3 separate regions of the Homo sapiens genome follow, and all the other regions are linked to region 3. A link is a contact called in ENCODE Hi-C or POLR2A ChIA-PET data. All regions are on one chromosome and are shown on one strand. The core of a region is the stretch at or near the end of the contact, and the rest is flanking DNA. Distances in the headings are between cores, read along the strand shown. Region 1 holds the start of CDKL3 (cyclin dependent kinase like 3). Region 2 overlaps JADE2 (jade family PHD finger 2). Region 3 has its middle 30 kb from the start of LINC02999.

Evidence for each region. A loop is a pair of places that touch in the nucleus more often than their neighbours do. ChIA-PET counts read pairs that join two places held with the same protein, here RNA polymerase II (POLR2A). Pooled maps may share reads with other maps.
Region 1: a pooled map shows a loop between it and region 3 (6-fold over the local background). The contact joins the promoter of CDKL3 here to the enhancer-like site in region 3. A Hi-C loop is called at or near these places in 13 of 168 maps with a recorded cell type or tissue (MCF 10A, Right ventricle myocardium inferior, cardiac septum and 6 more), 3 of 37 single-sample maps with no recorded cell type and 27 of 50 pooled maps. POLR2A ChIA-PET finds 5 or more read pairs at or near these places in 23 of 52 experiments (A549, CD4-positive, alpha-beta T cell, CD8-positive, alpha-beta T cell and 15 more).
Region 2: a pooled map shows a loop between it and region 3 (2.4-fold over the local background). The contact joins two enhancer-like sites. A Hi-C loop is called at or near these places in 1 of 168 maps with a recorded cell type or tissue (endothelial cell of umbilical vein), 1 of 37 single-sample maps with no recorded cell type and 9 of 50 pooled maps. POLR2A ChIA-PET finds 5 or more read pairs at or near these places in 20 of 52 experiments (A549, AG04450, CD4-positive, alpha-beta memory T cell and 15 more).

The regions. Positions count from the first base shown.
Region 1 is chr5:134,364,690-134,369,265 of GRCh38, forward strand. CDKL3 (cyclin dependent kinase like 3) reads right to left here and starts at 2,482. Exons shown (of 13, transcript NM_001113575.2): 1 at 2,288-2,482; 2 at 1,670-1,855. The coding sequence starts at 1,834.
Region 2 is chr5:134,540,094-134,544,759 of GRCh38, forward strand. The region is part of intron 3 of JADE2 (jade family PHD finger 2); the gene reads left to right. Among named protein-coding and RNA genes, the nearest start is that of JADE2, 17 kb to the left of the region's middle. RefSeq lists enhancers at 1-579, 580-1,511, 690-929, 940-1,019, 3,508-3,607 and 3 more. Within about 2 kb of position 1,383, at least 3 of the 41 ENCODE cell types and tissues checked have a DNase peak (open chromatin) inside an H3K27ac peak, as active enhancers do; they include GM12878, where a contact is called at or near this core.
Region 3 is chr5:134,463,034-134,467,723 of GRCh38, forward strand. No RefSeq gene overlaps it. Among named protein-coding and RNA genes, the nearest start is that of LINC02999, 30 kb to the left of the region's middle. Within about 2 kb of position 2,663, at least 37 of the 41 ENCODE cell types and tissues checked have a DNase peak (open chromatin) inside an H3K27ac peak, as active enhancers do; they include CD8-positive, alpha-beta T cell, GM12878, Panc1 and 6 more, where a contact is called at or near this core.

The sequences.
Region 1 (4,576 bases), core at 1,232-3,731, 99 kb before region 3:
TTAGTAGAGATGGGGGTTTCACTACATTGGCCAGGCTGGTCTCGAACTCCTGACCTCAGGTGATCTGCCTGCCTCAGCCTCCCAAAGTTCTGAGATTACAGGCGTGAGCCACAGCGCCCTTTTTTTTTTTCTTTTGAGATGGAGTCTCACTCTGACGCCCAGGCTAGAGTGCAGTGGCGTGATCTCGGCTCACTGCAACCTCCACCTTCTGGGTTTGAGCGATTGTCGTGCCTCAGCCTCCTAAGTAGCTGGGATTACAGGGGCGCGACACTATGCCTGGCTAATTTTTTTTTTTTTTTTCCTTTTCTTTTGAGACAGAGTCTTGCTCTGTCGCCCAGGCTGGAGTGCAGTGGCGCTGTCTTGGCTCACTGCAAGCTCCGCCTCCCGGGTTCACGCCATTCTCCTGCCTCAGCCTCCGCAGTAGCTGGGACCACAAGCACCCGCCACCTCGCCCGGCTAATTTTTTGTATTTTTTAGTAAAGACGGGGTTTCACCGCGTTAGCCAGGATGGTCTCGATCTCCTGACCTCGTGATCCACCCGCCTCAGCCTCCCAAAGCGCTGGGAGCGTGAGCCACCGCACCCGGCCTTAATTTTTTTTGTTTAATTTTTAGTAGAGACGGGGTTTCACTATGTTGTCCAGGACGGTCTTGAACCCCTGACCTCAGGTGATCCACCCGCCTCGGCCTCTCAAAGTGCTGGGATTACAAGCGTGAGCCACCGCACCCGGCCTCATGTCTTTTTTTTTTGTTTTTTACAATACAGCATGTTCTAACTTTACTTTTCATTCACATTGCTGCATTTTAGCAAGGGTCCTCAGACATTTTCCAAAATTCCTTAATTGAACTCCTAACAGACCTATTTTTACTCTTAGTCCTCCAATCTATTCTGCACAATAGTGGTAGATTAAAATTTACATTTCTTTACACTGAATTCAAAACCTTCACGACTTTCCACCTCTTACAAAATCAAGTTTTGACTCCTTAGCCTAAAAGACTTTAAAATCTACCTCCAATTTACTGTTCTAATATACCTCTTTCCAATTCTGCTCAGAAAACTCTACAGGCACATGTCTTTGCTCTTTGTCCTTTCCACTTTGCCCTTTATCCTTTGTCCTTCTTTAGTCTCTTTTGAGTTTATGTTGTTCCTCTAACCTAGAACACAACAGTTTCTCCCTCTTATCTAAACCCTCCACATCCTTCAAAGCCAAATTCATGTCCCATTTCCTCAAAAAAACTTTCCCTACCAGGGAAAGGACTTTGTGTTGATTCCTTGGCATTTATTATGAGCCACTTTTTATTCAGTATGATTTTCATATACTCTCCTTTCTGATTAAATTATAGAAGTCTTTAAGGGCAGGAACTATCTTTTACCTCCTTATAGTCTCAGTACCTAGCACCATGCCTTGCACATAGCAGAAATTTTTATTAAGTATTATACTTGAATATTTCTGAATAATTATTAAACAATATTGGTGTAGCTTTTGTTACATACCCCAAAACACATATATCTTGTATCACTATAAAATTACAAAATGTAGATAAGATAGAGTATTACACTTGTTTCTCCATAATATGAATCAGTACGTGTGAACTAAAATATTTTATGCAATTTTTTATTCCATAACAATTTTTTCTTTTGACTTAGATGATTAAGGCAAAAGAAGCAAACCTTTAGAAACTTTATTTCTCTCATCGCAATTTTGTTGACAGATTGTTCTGGTCTCTCATAAAATATCTTAATGGCCACTATCTGCCCAGTATTCTTATGTTTACATTTCATGACTGTTCCGTAACTTCCCTCTCCCACTTTTCCAAGGGTTTCATACATCTCCATTTTCAAGCTGGGCTTTTACTACTTTATAGAAATAAAGAAAGAAAATGGAAAATGTTAAACGTTTATACTTTTATTTATTAAAACTAGATAATGCATATCCACAATAAACCCACAGTCTCAAATATAGAGACATTAAAAAAAAAAAAGGAATCTTTTCCACTGAGCCTTTTTGTCTTTGGGAACTAAAGACAGCTTGAGTAAGGTGTCCTTCTGAGGCTCCACCTCTCACCAGAACTTAGGGGTACTCCTGCTGTCTCGGTCATGCCCATCAACACTGAGACTACCACACTATAAGTCACCATCCATCAAGCATGGGGTCCCTACACTTCCTGTCATGTTCCTGTCAAATAATAGGTTCCCGCACTACTGCAGTCGCCCACTTATCAGGCCCAAGGTCCTAAAAAAAGCCTGGTCTCGCCCGCAACTCAAACCACACGTCTTAGGATGCCGGACCGGCGTCACGCCCCACGTCCCGCTGTTGACTTTATCCAAACAGCCGCCGCCGCCTCAGCCCATTCTGTGGTCCCGCTGGTCTGGCTCTGCGTAGTTCCAGTGGAGCCACCGAACACTGATACTACTTTGTTGCTCAGCCCCGCAAGGAACCGGCCACTTGCCACCATGGAAACGCCGGCGGAGTTGCTGCGTTCTAGACTCGTGCGCAAGACCGGAACATGGGCAGGGTCCCGACCCGGAAGGGGAAGTGGGAAGAAACGGAAACCTACTCTGGGTAGGCGCAAGGTGGAAGAGTGCTGTGCTTGGGAATGGGGGAGGGGAGTACAGATTGCTGTCGCAGCTGAGCCTCCTCACAAGGTTGCTTTTGAATGTGGATAGGAAGGATCTGCATCTTTTTTTTTTTTTTTTTTTTTTTTGAGATAGTCTAGCTCTGTCGCCCAGGCTGGACTGCAGTGTCGCTGATCTTGGCTCACTGCAACCTCCTCCTTCCAGGTTTAAGTGATTTTCCTGCCTCAGCCTCCCGAGTAGCTGGGATTACAGGCGTGTGCCACCACGCCCGGATAATTTTGTATTTTTAGTAGAGACGGGGTTTCTACCATGTTGGCCAGGCTGGTCTCGAACTCCCAACATCAGGTGATCCGCCTGCCTCGGCCTCCCAAAGTGCTGGGATTACAGGCGTAAGCCACCGCCCCCGGTCAAGATGGTTCTTAAATCAAAAACTTTTCTTGAACACTTGCCATATGCCTTTTAATTTTTTCCAACTGCTAGTAATCTTTTTTAAAGAAAAAAAACCTCCCTCACCACATGTCAAACTCTAGGAAAGCAAGTAATTCGAAGAGTTCCACCATATACGAAATGATGTACAAGAGCACGGAAATAAAGAGGCCAGTGTCTAACTGCTTAAGTAGACATAGAGTTCAACTGGAATGACAGTCCCTAATGAATAACCACCATATCACTAGACCAAGTGCCTAGGGAGTGCTTTCTTTATTGAATAGGGCTTTCTTTGCTTTCTTCTATAAAATGAGTTAAATGTAAAAAAGCGAAATCTCGCTATGCTTCCGCTAAATAAGAGGAAAGGCATTATTTAATAAATCTAGTCTGGTGGGTCCCACCCAGCATGCATATTTAAATCACACCTGGAGAGCTTTTAGAAAGCATCCCAACCCCCACCTCCACACCCCTGCCCCAATGCCAGAGCACCTGATTTAATTGGGATAGCGTAAATAAATTAGTATTTTTGAAGCTTCTCAAGTTTTTTCTATGCTGCTAGGGTTTATATTGAGAGAAAGGAGAAGTGGTCATCGTTTTCATTGATCACCTAAAATATTCAGAATTGTCTTTTCTTTGAAGGTTATTCAGACGGGCGCAGTGGCTAACGCCTGTAATCCCAGCACTTTGGGAGGCCCAGGCGGGCGGATCACGAGGTCAGGAGATCGAGACCATCCTGGCTAACACGGTGAAACCCCATTTCTACTAAAAAATAGAAAAAATTAGCTGGGCGTGGTGGCGGGCGCCTGTAGTCCCAGCTACTCGGGAGGCGGAGGCAGGAGAATGGCGTGAATCCGGGAGGCGGAGCTTGCAGTGAGCGGAGATCGCACCACTACATTCCAGCCTGGGTGGCAGAGCGAGACTCCATCTCAAAAAAAAAAAAAAAAAAAAAAAGAAAGTTATTCAACCACAATATAAAATACCTTCTATAAATAAGAATGTCATAGTAAATCTTATAGTGGGCTCAAACTTGGTGTAAGCATATTATTTGTTGTGGGCTAAATATTTGCAAGGAGGCTGCGCACAGTGGCTCACACCTGTAATCCCAGGGAGGCCAAGGTGGGCAGATCACTTGAGCCCAGGAGTTCCAGACCAGCCTGGGCAAGAGGGCAAAACTCCATCTCTACAAAAAATTAGCCGGGCATGGTGGTGCACACCTGTGGTCCCAGCTACTTGGGCGTCTGAAGGAGAATTACTGGAGCCCAGAAGGTCAAGGCTGCAGTGAGCCCTGTTCACACCACTGCACTCCAACCTGGGTGACAGAGCAAAACTCTGTCTCAAAAAATAAAAAAATTTGCCCAGGACAAAGATGAACCAAACTGAGTCCCTGCCCTCAATGAACTCATAATCCAGAGCTACAGAACTGATAACAGCATACAGTTAATAGCTTTAAAATTATTCCTTCTACAAGTAGGTTATGGCAGGCCTGGTTAACAAGGACAGCCAGTGATTCTTGCTAATACACAGCTGTAAGACTTTATGATGCACATTCACTGAATCAGTTAAAAGTGTTATATC
Region 2 (4,666 bases), core at 133-2,632, 76 kb after region 3:
TAGCCCTGCTTGGTAGGGGGATGGGATGTGCTTAAGCGCAGCCAAGGAAGCAAAAGGCAGGTGGGGCCTTGGGGAGCCCTGCTGGCTCTTGGTTGTTTGGGACCTTCCCCACCCTCGGTCTTTTTTTTTTCCTTTTTACTTTTGAGACAAGGTCTCCCTCTGTCACTCAGGATGGAGTGCAGTGGTGCAATCATGGCTCACTGCAGCCTCAAACTTTCAGGCTCAAGTGATCCTCCCATCTCAGCTTCCCGAGTAGCTAGAACTACAGGTGCACACCACTATGCCTGGCTAATTTTTTTTTTTGTCTTTTTTTTTTTTTCAGTAGAGACAAGGTCTCACTGTGTTGCTCAGGCTTGTCTCAAACTCCTGAGCTCAGGCGATCCTCCCACCTTGGCCTCCCAAAGTGTCAGGATTACAGGCATGAGCTACTGCGCCTAGCCTCACCCCAGTCTTGAGAACTACAGGGACTCCCCAGTTGCTGTGGTTGAAGTAGTAAAACAGTAGCTACCTTTATGTGCCTTCCTGGTCCTGGAAGGCAAGAATTGTCGTGCCCATTTCAGACATGAAGAACCTGTCTTTCGAGAATCCCACCTATCTCCTGTTTGTTGTAGCTGTTCAAGTTGAAGTGGGATGGGGAGTTTTGGGGAGTTCCTAGGGTTGGCTTATCTCCTTGACTCCAGGGGGAACTTAAGCCAGTCTCCTGCCCTTGCTCTGCTTCCTCCAATCTCCAGTGGGAGGATGGGCCACCTCCCAGGCGCAAGGCTGCCATCTGCACCAAGGATCAGGCCTGCCTGGGAGGAAACAGGTGTCAGCGGAGGCTGAGAAGAAAGAGCAATTTGCATGGGGCAGAAAATTCCCCTGCCTCTTGGGTTTTCCAGCCCAGAGCCTTTGTACCTTTCCACACCTAAAAATAGTCAAACCCATTGTACAAGTATCGATGCCCAACCCTGCTGGGGACTAGCTCCACGTGGCCCTGGGTCCAAGCCCAGGAGCCTCCGCAGGCTCTGAGGTCTGCCTGGGAGACACCTCCCCACCTCAAGTCCTGGGCTCTAGAAGGGCCAATGAAGTCCTCCCCGCCCAGAACCCTTGAACTGTTGCCCAGCACAAGCTTTTCCTCCCACAGTAGGCTGGAGAGCAGCCTGAGAGGTTTTCCTAGTCCTCTAAGTGACAAGGTTGAGCCGTGGCCGGCATAAATTCCAACTTATCTTGGGGCAGAGAGGAAACCATCAATGAACGCTTCCAAGTTATTTGGCTCATGAGAGGGCAGAGATGAAAGCGAGGATTTGGCGGCAGAGAATGTTTGCACTAAATCTCACGGACTGCTCTCTTCTCTTTCTGTGAATGGCTTGGGCGGGGCCTTTATGGTCTGCTGAGCCTGGGCCTTGGATACCCTGGTGAAAGGGGTTCTGGGAGCCCCATCTACTCAATCCCCTGGAGTATGAAGCCTATGGGGTGGCTGTCAGGCTGGTCATGTGGTTTGCTTAGTGTGGCAGGAGTCCCCAGTGGGAACACTTACGGAGTGATGTGTGTGCTGTGGAAAGCCCCTCCTTGGTGGCTGCAGAGCCATGGAACTCGTGGTTCACTTGTCTCCTCATCTCTAAATGTGGGCAATGATGGGGTGGGGGACACAGTGAATCCAACAGCTATGAAAGGGCTGGGGTTGGGTTTGGGTGGGATAGGCAGGGATGCCCTTTGATGACCTCTCAGGGGCTGCCCTTTCCCAGTGCACCCTAAGGGCGCAAGCCAAGGGGCACTCTACAGCAAGTGAGGTGCCTCAGGGCTGAAGAAAGCACTTGACCAGGAGTCAGGACCCTGGACAGGGCTAAGGCCTGGAGGCCCAGCTTCCCATCTGGCCCTTGCCCAATGGCTGGCCCTTCCCTCAGCCAGAGTGAAGGGGGAGTGAGTGCGGGCCTCCGAGCTGAGAGCTGAAGGCATGGGCCCTGGGATTCTTGGGAGGCTGGGCTAGGATTTTTGGTGGAAGTGCGCAAAGCCTGAAGTCTGCCCTGGGAGCTCCTTAAGGCAGTAGAAGGAAAAGGTGGAGCTGCCCCTGAGAACTCAGCCTGCTGTCTTCTGCTGCCTATGGCATCCCAACAGAGCTATCTATCTTTTGGCCCTGAAGTCCTGAGCCTGGCCTAGGGAGCTAGTATAATAATTTACACAATGAGTTTCTGGCCTTGCCTGGCTCACTAAATGGTGTAGCCATTGTTAGTGCTTAACCCTTTGTGGAACACATCTCTGAGAATCTAATGGAATTTACAGAGCAGAGATTATTGTTTTAATACCACCCCACCCCAGGTATTCTGACTTACATGGTCTGGAGTAGCACCCTAGGTACCTATACCTTTTTTTTTTTTTTTTTTTTTTTGAGATGGAGTTTTGCTTTTGTTGCCCAGGCTGTAGTGCAATGGTACGATCTCAGCTCACTGCAACCTCTGCCTCCTGGGTTCAAGTGATTCTCCTGCCTCAGCCTCTAGAGTAGCTGGGATTACAGGCATGTGCCACCACGTCCAGCTAATTTTTGTATTTTTAGTAGAGACAGGGTTTCTCCACGTTGGTCAGGGTGGTCTCGAACTCCCAACCTCAGGTGATCCGCCTGCCTCGGCCCCCCAGAGTGCTGGGATTACAAGCGTGAGCCACCATGCCTGGCCTTTTTTTTTGAGATGGAGTCTCACTTGGTTCCCCAGGCTGGAGTGCAGTGGTGTGATCTCAGCTCATTGCAACCTCCACCTCCTGGGTTGAAGAGATTCTCTTGCCTCAGCCTCCCGAATAGCTGGGACTACCGGCACTTGCCACCATGCCGGGCTAATTTTTGTATTTTTAGTAGAGACGGGGTTTAGCCATGTTGGCCAGGCTGGTCTCAAACTCCTGACCTCAAGTGATCTGCCTGCCTCAGGAAGTGCTGGGATTACAGGCATGAGCCACCGCACCTGGCCAGTACCTGTACTCTTTTTTTTTTTTTGAGACGGAGTCTCACCCTGTCGCCCAGGTTGGAGTGGAGTGGTGTGATCTCGGCTCACTGCAACCTCCATCTCCTGGGTTTAGGCAATTCCCCTGCCTCAGCCTCCCAAGTAGCTAGGATTACAGGTGCACGCCACCATGCCTGGCTGATTTTTGTATTTTTAGTAGAGACAGGGTTTCACCATGTTGGTCAGGCTTGTCTTGACCTGCCCTCGTGATCCGCCCACCTCGGCCTCCCAAAGTGCTGGGATTACAGGCGTGAGCCACTGTGCCCCCTAGTACCTGTACTTTTTTAACAAGACCTGCTATTGGGATCCAGGGTTAAGAACAACTGCCATAGGCCCGGTGCGGTGGCTCATGCCTGTAATCCCAGCACTTTGGGAGGCCAAGGCAGGCAGATCACTCTAGGTCAGGAGTTCAAGACCAGCCTGGCCAACATGGTGAAACCCTGTCTCTACTAAAAAAAATTTTAAAAATTAGCTGGTCATGGTGATGCACACCTGTAATCCCAGCTACTCAGGAGGTTGAGGCAGGAGGATCACTTGAGCCCAGGAGGCGGAGGTTGCAGTGAGCCGAGATTGCACCACTGCACTCCAGCCTGAGCTACAAAGCAAGACTCTGTCTCAAAAACAAAAAAAAGCAAAAAAAGCAAAAAGACAACTGCCATAGACTTTTCCCTTCCCTTTGCCTAAAACAGGAGTTCCTGGCTTGGTTGTTCCCTGGAAGCTTCTTTGAGTATTTTTGAGGGGGTGGGGAGTGGAAGCTGTGGCTAGGTTGAAGGAGAGGGAGGGAGGCTCTCCAGCCTGGTTCAAAGATCTAAGCAACGTCAGGGAGTGTGGGTGGGGGCAGTCCACCACTCCATGTCCTTCCCACAGGGGCTGGGGAATTAACAAATTTTTGCCCCACCCCGGACTTGCCGGAGGTGTGAAGGACAGTTCTGGGAGAGACCTGGAGGCCAGCCGCATGTTTTGGAGGGCTACTGTTTGAGGTAGTGTCCTCCTCTGGCCTGGGCAGAGACACAGGCGGAAGGGCAGGCCAAGCGGTGGGGGTTTCCCCAAGCAGGCTGTCTTGAGGTAGAAAGCTGCATTTTCAGGAAGTCAGAGTCCCCAGAAGTCAGCCAGTGGGCAGAGGCCTGGGTCTCTGGACCGGGAGCTGCTGATGCTGATCAAAATCAGCAAGTGCTTAAGAGTACCTAGTGGGCCTAGCTCAGTGCTGGGGACAGAAAGCACAGGCCCTGTCCCTGGGGAGCTTGTCCTTTGTCAGCAGGATGCAGGTGCTACACAGGAAGGTGTCTGTTATGGGAGGTGCAGCCTGGCTTTGCCAAAACACCCAGGCTTTGCCCGAGGACATCTGTGACCCCAGGCGAGTGAGCCTCAGAGCCCTTATCATAGAGTTCTGCCCTGGGTCCTCCCAGGGAGTTGATGATCTGTAGATGTGACTCCTTCCCGAGACTCATGGAGCCCTGGGGGGTGAAGGGAACCCCAGAGGTGAGTGGGGCAGGAGGTGGGGAGTGTCGGGTAAAGCAGGCCACCCTGAGCTGGAAGCCTGGATGGTGGGAGTGGGGATTCAGCTGTCAGCTCCTCTATAGGCTGTGGTGACAAATTAGTACATCCCTAGTTGCATGTACCACTGAGGCCCTTCACCAATGTGTAGCACTTAGTCCCTGGGGAAGGGGCCTGAGAGAAGCCTCTGCTGCCAGCAAGAGGGT
Region 3 (4,690 bases), core at 1,413-3,912:
GCCTTGGCATCCTCCAGTATCATCTTGTAGCTGGGGCAGCCTCAGCCTTACAGCTTCCCTGAAAAACTGTCTAAAACCTTCCTCAATCCTTCTGAAACCAGATCTGGGTTCAGGTAACAGGGTAACAGACCCTCCCGGTCTTCCTTTGCTGTGCAAGATACAGCACCAGCCACAGGGCCTTTCCTACATCCTGTCTCCAGTAAGTTGGGGCCTTGATCCTAGTCCCTGTCAACCCTGCTCTCTCTGCACAAGACCCAACACAACCAAAGCTACCCTGGCCGGACAGGGCAGCTAGAAGGGGGAGACAGAGCATGTCAGGCAAAGGTGGGGATCTTGGAGGACTGGGCACAATTGGTCTGGCCATTGGGTATCAGCCTCCAAGACAACCGTGGGGGAAGGAGATAGGGCAAGGGCGAGGCACCAGAACCAGAACCTGGCAGGACAGGGCTCCAGAGTCAGCCTGCCTGGCTCGTCCACTGGCAAATCTCTTAACCTCTCCAAGCCTTGATTTTTGCATCTGTAAAGTGGGGGTAATAACAGTACCTGCCTTACAGACAGAGCTAAATGTGACAATGCGTGTGAAGCACTTCATGCTATGCCGTGTACACAGAAGCGGTGGCCAGTAGTATCTTCAGGACACAGGTCCCCTATTCCCAGACCACAGCCCCTCCCATTGCAAGAAACCCATCTTCTGTAGCCCCTACTCAGTTCCCTTTCTCTCTCCCTCCTCTCGCACCCAAACTTGCCTGTCCTTGGGGACTTACCTCCTCCACACAGAGCTGCCAAGTATGATGTCTACGTAGAGCTGGGCTGCCCACTGGGCACTGTCACTTATTTGACCATTTGCCCACCATGGTCACTGGTTGCTATCAACAACTCTCACCAGAAGGGTGGTTGATCTCGAGAATGTCAAGGGGAAATTCTTGAATTATCCTGGTTGGCAGAAAAATCTAATTTATAGCAAAGCATTTCTCTCATTTTATGGAAGCTCTGGGAGTGAAGCGGTATTTTTCAAAGTCACATATTTGGGAAAAGAGGTTGGAGCTAGGACTGGGGCCCAGGTCAGACCAACTCAACCACAGAGCAGCGTCTCATCTCAAGACTTCCTCCTCCCTCCCTCCATCCCTCCCTTCCTTTCTTCCCATGAATCAGAGCCTCCCAGAGCCCACGCACTGGTTACTGAGACAGTGGCAAACAGAGGCAGGGGCACATGGGAGTACCCTTATTTCCAATGTTTTCTGAGTCTCCAGGAGGAAGTCCACAGGGCCCAGCAGAAAGAGGTCAAAAGGGAAGGAAGTGGGAGAGTCTCCTTCATTTATTTATTTTATTTTTAGAGACAGGGTCTCACTCTGTCGCCCAGGCTGGAGTGCAGTGGTGCACTCTCAGCTCACTGCAGCTTCAAACTCTTGGTCTCAAGCAACCCTCCTGCCTCAGCATCCTGAGTAGCTGGGAGTACTGGTGCATGCCACTATGCTCGACTACCTTTTTTTTTTTTTTTTTTTTTTGAGAAGGAGTCTCGCTCTGTTGCCCGGGCTGGCATGGCACAATCTCGGCTCACTGCAATCTCCGCCTCCTGGGTTCAAGCAATTCTCCTGCCTCAGCCTCCGGAGCAGCTGGGATTACAGGTGTGCATCACCACACCCTGCTAATTGTATTTTTAGTAGAGATGGGGTTTCACCATGTTGGCCAAGCTGGTTTCAAACTCCTGACCTCAAGTTATCTGCCTGCCTTGGCCTCCCAAAGTGCTGGGATTACAGGAGTGAGCCACCATGTCCAGCCTTGGCTAATTTTTAAATTTTTTGCAGAGACAGGGTCTTGCTTTGTTGCCCAGGATGGTTTCAAACTCCTGGCTTCCAGCAACGCTCTCACCTTGGCCTCCCAAAGTGGAAAGTTTCCATCTAAGCAGTTGTCAGATAAGCCACTCACTTGTATACTGCCTGCCTCATAGAAGAGAGGAGTTTGGCGTTTGAAAGGTTATCTCATCCTCCCCTCTTTTTGAATTGTTTCTTTCATAGGTGCTCCCCCACCCCAAACGACAGACAGCTCACTACCTTGCAGAGCAGCCCTAGGGTGCAGGTTGCCCTTTGCTCCTTGACCCCTCCTGGGGCTCAGACTGGCTTTCTGTAGCATTGTCCTGGCACTGACCTATGGGCAGGGGCCAGCCAGTGGCAGTGGCAGCGACGAGGGCCTGCTGTTGCTCACTTGTCAAGTCCGCAGGTTTCAGGGGCTAACTTGTGAGCAAGCCAGGGGCTTTCTGGATGGAGACTCATCCCTCCAGAGGGCAGGGCTGGGTGTTGGTGTGGGCAGTATTCTGGAGGAGGGTCAGGGGGCCATCCTTGTGCCCAAGAGTTTCCCTCAGAGTGGAGGTCAAGGGGAGCTTAGAGCTGGGAACTTTGCCATCACCTAAAACCAGACTGGACTTGCCTCCAAATGACATACTTGCATTGAGTTAGCTCCCAGGCCAGGAGATGTCCAGGTTCTTGGTTTTGCCCAGTAAGGTACCACCAGGAGACCCACTGGCCCCTCTCAAAGCGGGACATAGGGGCTGGGAAGGGGCAGGAGGGGTCTGGGCGCTTGGAAGCTGCAGCCCCCACCACTCAGTAGCCGTGTGACCTTGTGCAAGTCACTTGGCCTCTCAGAGCCTGTTTCCTTGTCTGTAAGTGGAGGTCATATGGCACCTGCTTCTGAGGCTTGTTGGGGATAACAAACAAGTGACCTGTGAAGTGCCTAGCACAGAGCGAGCGCTCAGAAAGTGCCAGCCTTTGTTATTATATACAGCAAGCGGGGAAACCCGTGGGAAATCCGGGCGCCTCTGGGAAGCTGGGTGTGGTGGGTCGTCCTTCCCGGAGCGGGGGGCGGGGCGTCCCAGGCTCCGCCTCTGCCCATCGCCCCTCCTCCTCGTCCTGCTCCGAGGGGGCCGCGGAGCTTCCTTGCGGCCGGCGGGAGCTGAGTCACGGCGGCCCTGCAAGCGGTTGGCCTTATCTCCGGACTTCGCTGCTCCCGAAAGCCCTCAGCCCGCCTGCCAGGCTACACCTAACTTGCGCCAAGTTCCTCCAGCAGTTCTGGAAATACTCCCAGGGGCCCATCGGCTTGGGGTCCCAGGGAAGGAGGGAGGTCTCCTTCCTGGCTGGCTGGAGCAGTTCCAGAAAGCCCGAGCTTGTGGGCCCCTGGCGGCACGGTGCCTATCTTTCCACCGTTAGCTAAATTTTCCTTGGGGGTAAGGATTGTTTCTCCAGATCTGTCTCAAAATGCACATTCCCCAGGGGTGGAGTGCCACCCGACGCTTTGAAGAGGAAACCAGAAGACTGGAGAACTGGGGCGGATAGATCTTAGGAGCCAAGATGGGGAGAGGGGCTGATGGGGCCGCAGGGATTTGGCAGCCGCCTAAGCTCCCTCAGGCCCCGCCTGCACCTTTCCCAGCCCCCAGGACTCTAGGGGAAGTGGTGGGTGGGGGAGGGGGAAACAGAGCTGACAGATTCTGTAAACAGAGCCGGTTTGGGCCTCGGCCAAGGACGGGGTGTCCTGGCCCAGCCTGGGTGTGAGGCCCATCCGCGGCTCTCCAGGACACCCCGCCCTGCCCGGCTGCCCCGGGGGTGCCCGGCCCAGAGCCAGCTGTAGCCAGGATGTGTCTGACTTGGGATGTGGCCAATTCCCTAGTGGGGAATGTGCCTGGGATTGGGGCGAGGGGTGGGGGTAGCAAAGGAGGGAGCTTCTAAGAACTGTCATTGATCATTCATTCACCCAGTGCCCGGCTCAGCGAAGAGGGCAGCCTCTGGTCCCCGCCTGTGGGAGGTGCCGGTGCTGGATTGTCGCCCCACCCCCGTCTCCATCTCCAATCCTGTCTCTTGCTCTTCTGCTGCCTGAGGCAGAGTCCCCGCGGGGTAGGGAAGCTGAGAGTGGGGCCTCAGGTTCCGAGAGCTCTTCATTGGCCAGGCCTGTCCCCTTGGCTTGTTGCCAAATGTGGTGTTCCATGGCCTCACGATGGCAATTCAGAGATGCAGGAATGCCCTCAAAAAGGGGATGAGGGAGGACAGGCATCCAGGGATACTCAAGGACACTGTTAGAAGCAGGAGCTGTGGTTAGGAGGTGGGGAGAGGACACGGGTGGCCCCGGGACACTGGCACCCCAGCAGGTGGAGGCAGCTGTGGGCTATGCCTTTTAAGATATGGAGAGGAGTTCCTTTGGGAGGAGAGGAGATGGGTTGGCTGAGACTCGTAGGCTGGGGCCAGAGTGCCAGCTACAGATTCTGGACTTTATTGTAGGGGTGAGCATTTCCCAAAATGTGCTCCTGAGTGATCGTGGGTGGGGTGAACAAAAAAGGGTCCTGGGGGCAAATGTATTTGGCAAACACTCTTCAAGAAAGCCTGCAATCCCAGCATTTTGGGAGGCCGAGGCGGGAGGATTACTTGAGCCCAAGAGTTTGAGACCAGCCTGGGCAACATGGTGAAACCCAATCTCTACAAAAATTTTAAAAATTAGCTGGGTGTGGCCGCGCACATCTGTGGTCCCAGTTACTCAGGAGCCTGGGGTGGGAGGCTCACTTAAGCCTGGGCCCAGGTTGAGGCTGCAGTGAGCTATGATTGTGCTACTGCACTTCAGCTCACAGAGTGAAACCATGTCTCAAAAAAAAAAAAAGGAAAAAAAAGAAAAAGCTAAACACCATATACTCCAGGCTTTATCAAAACTTTTA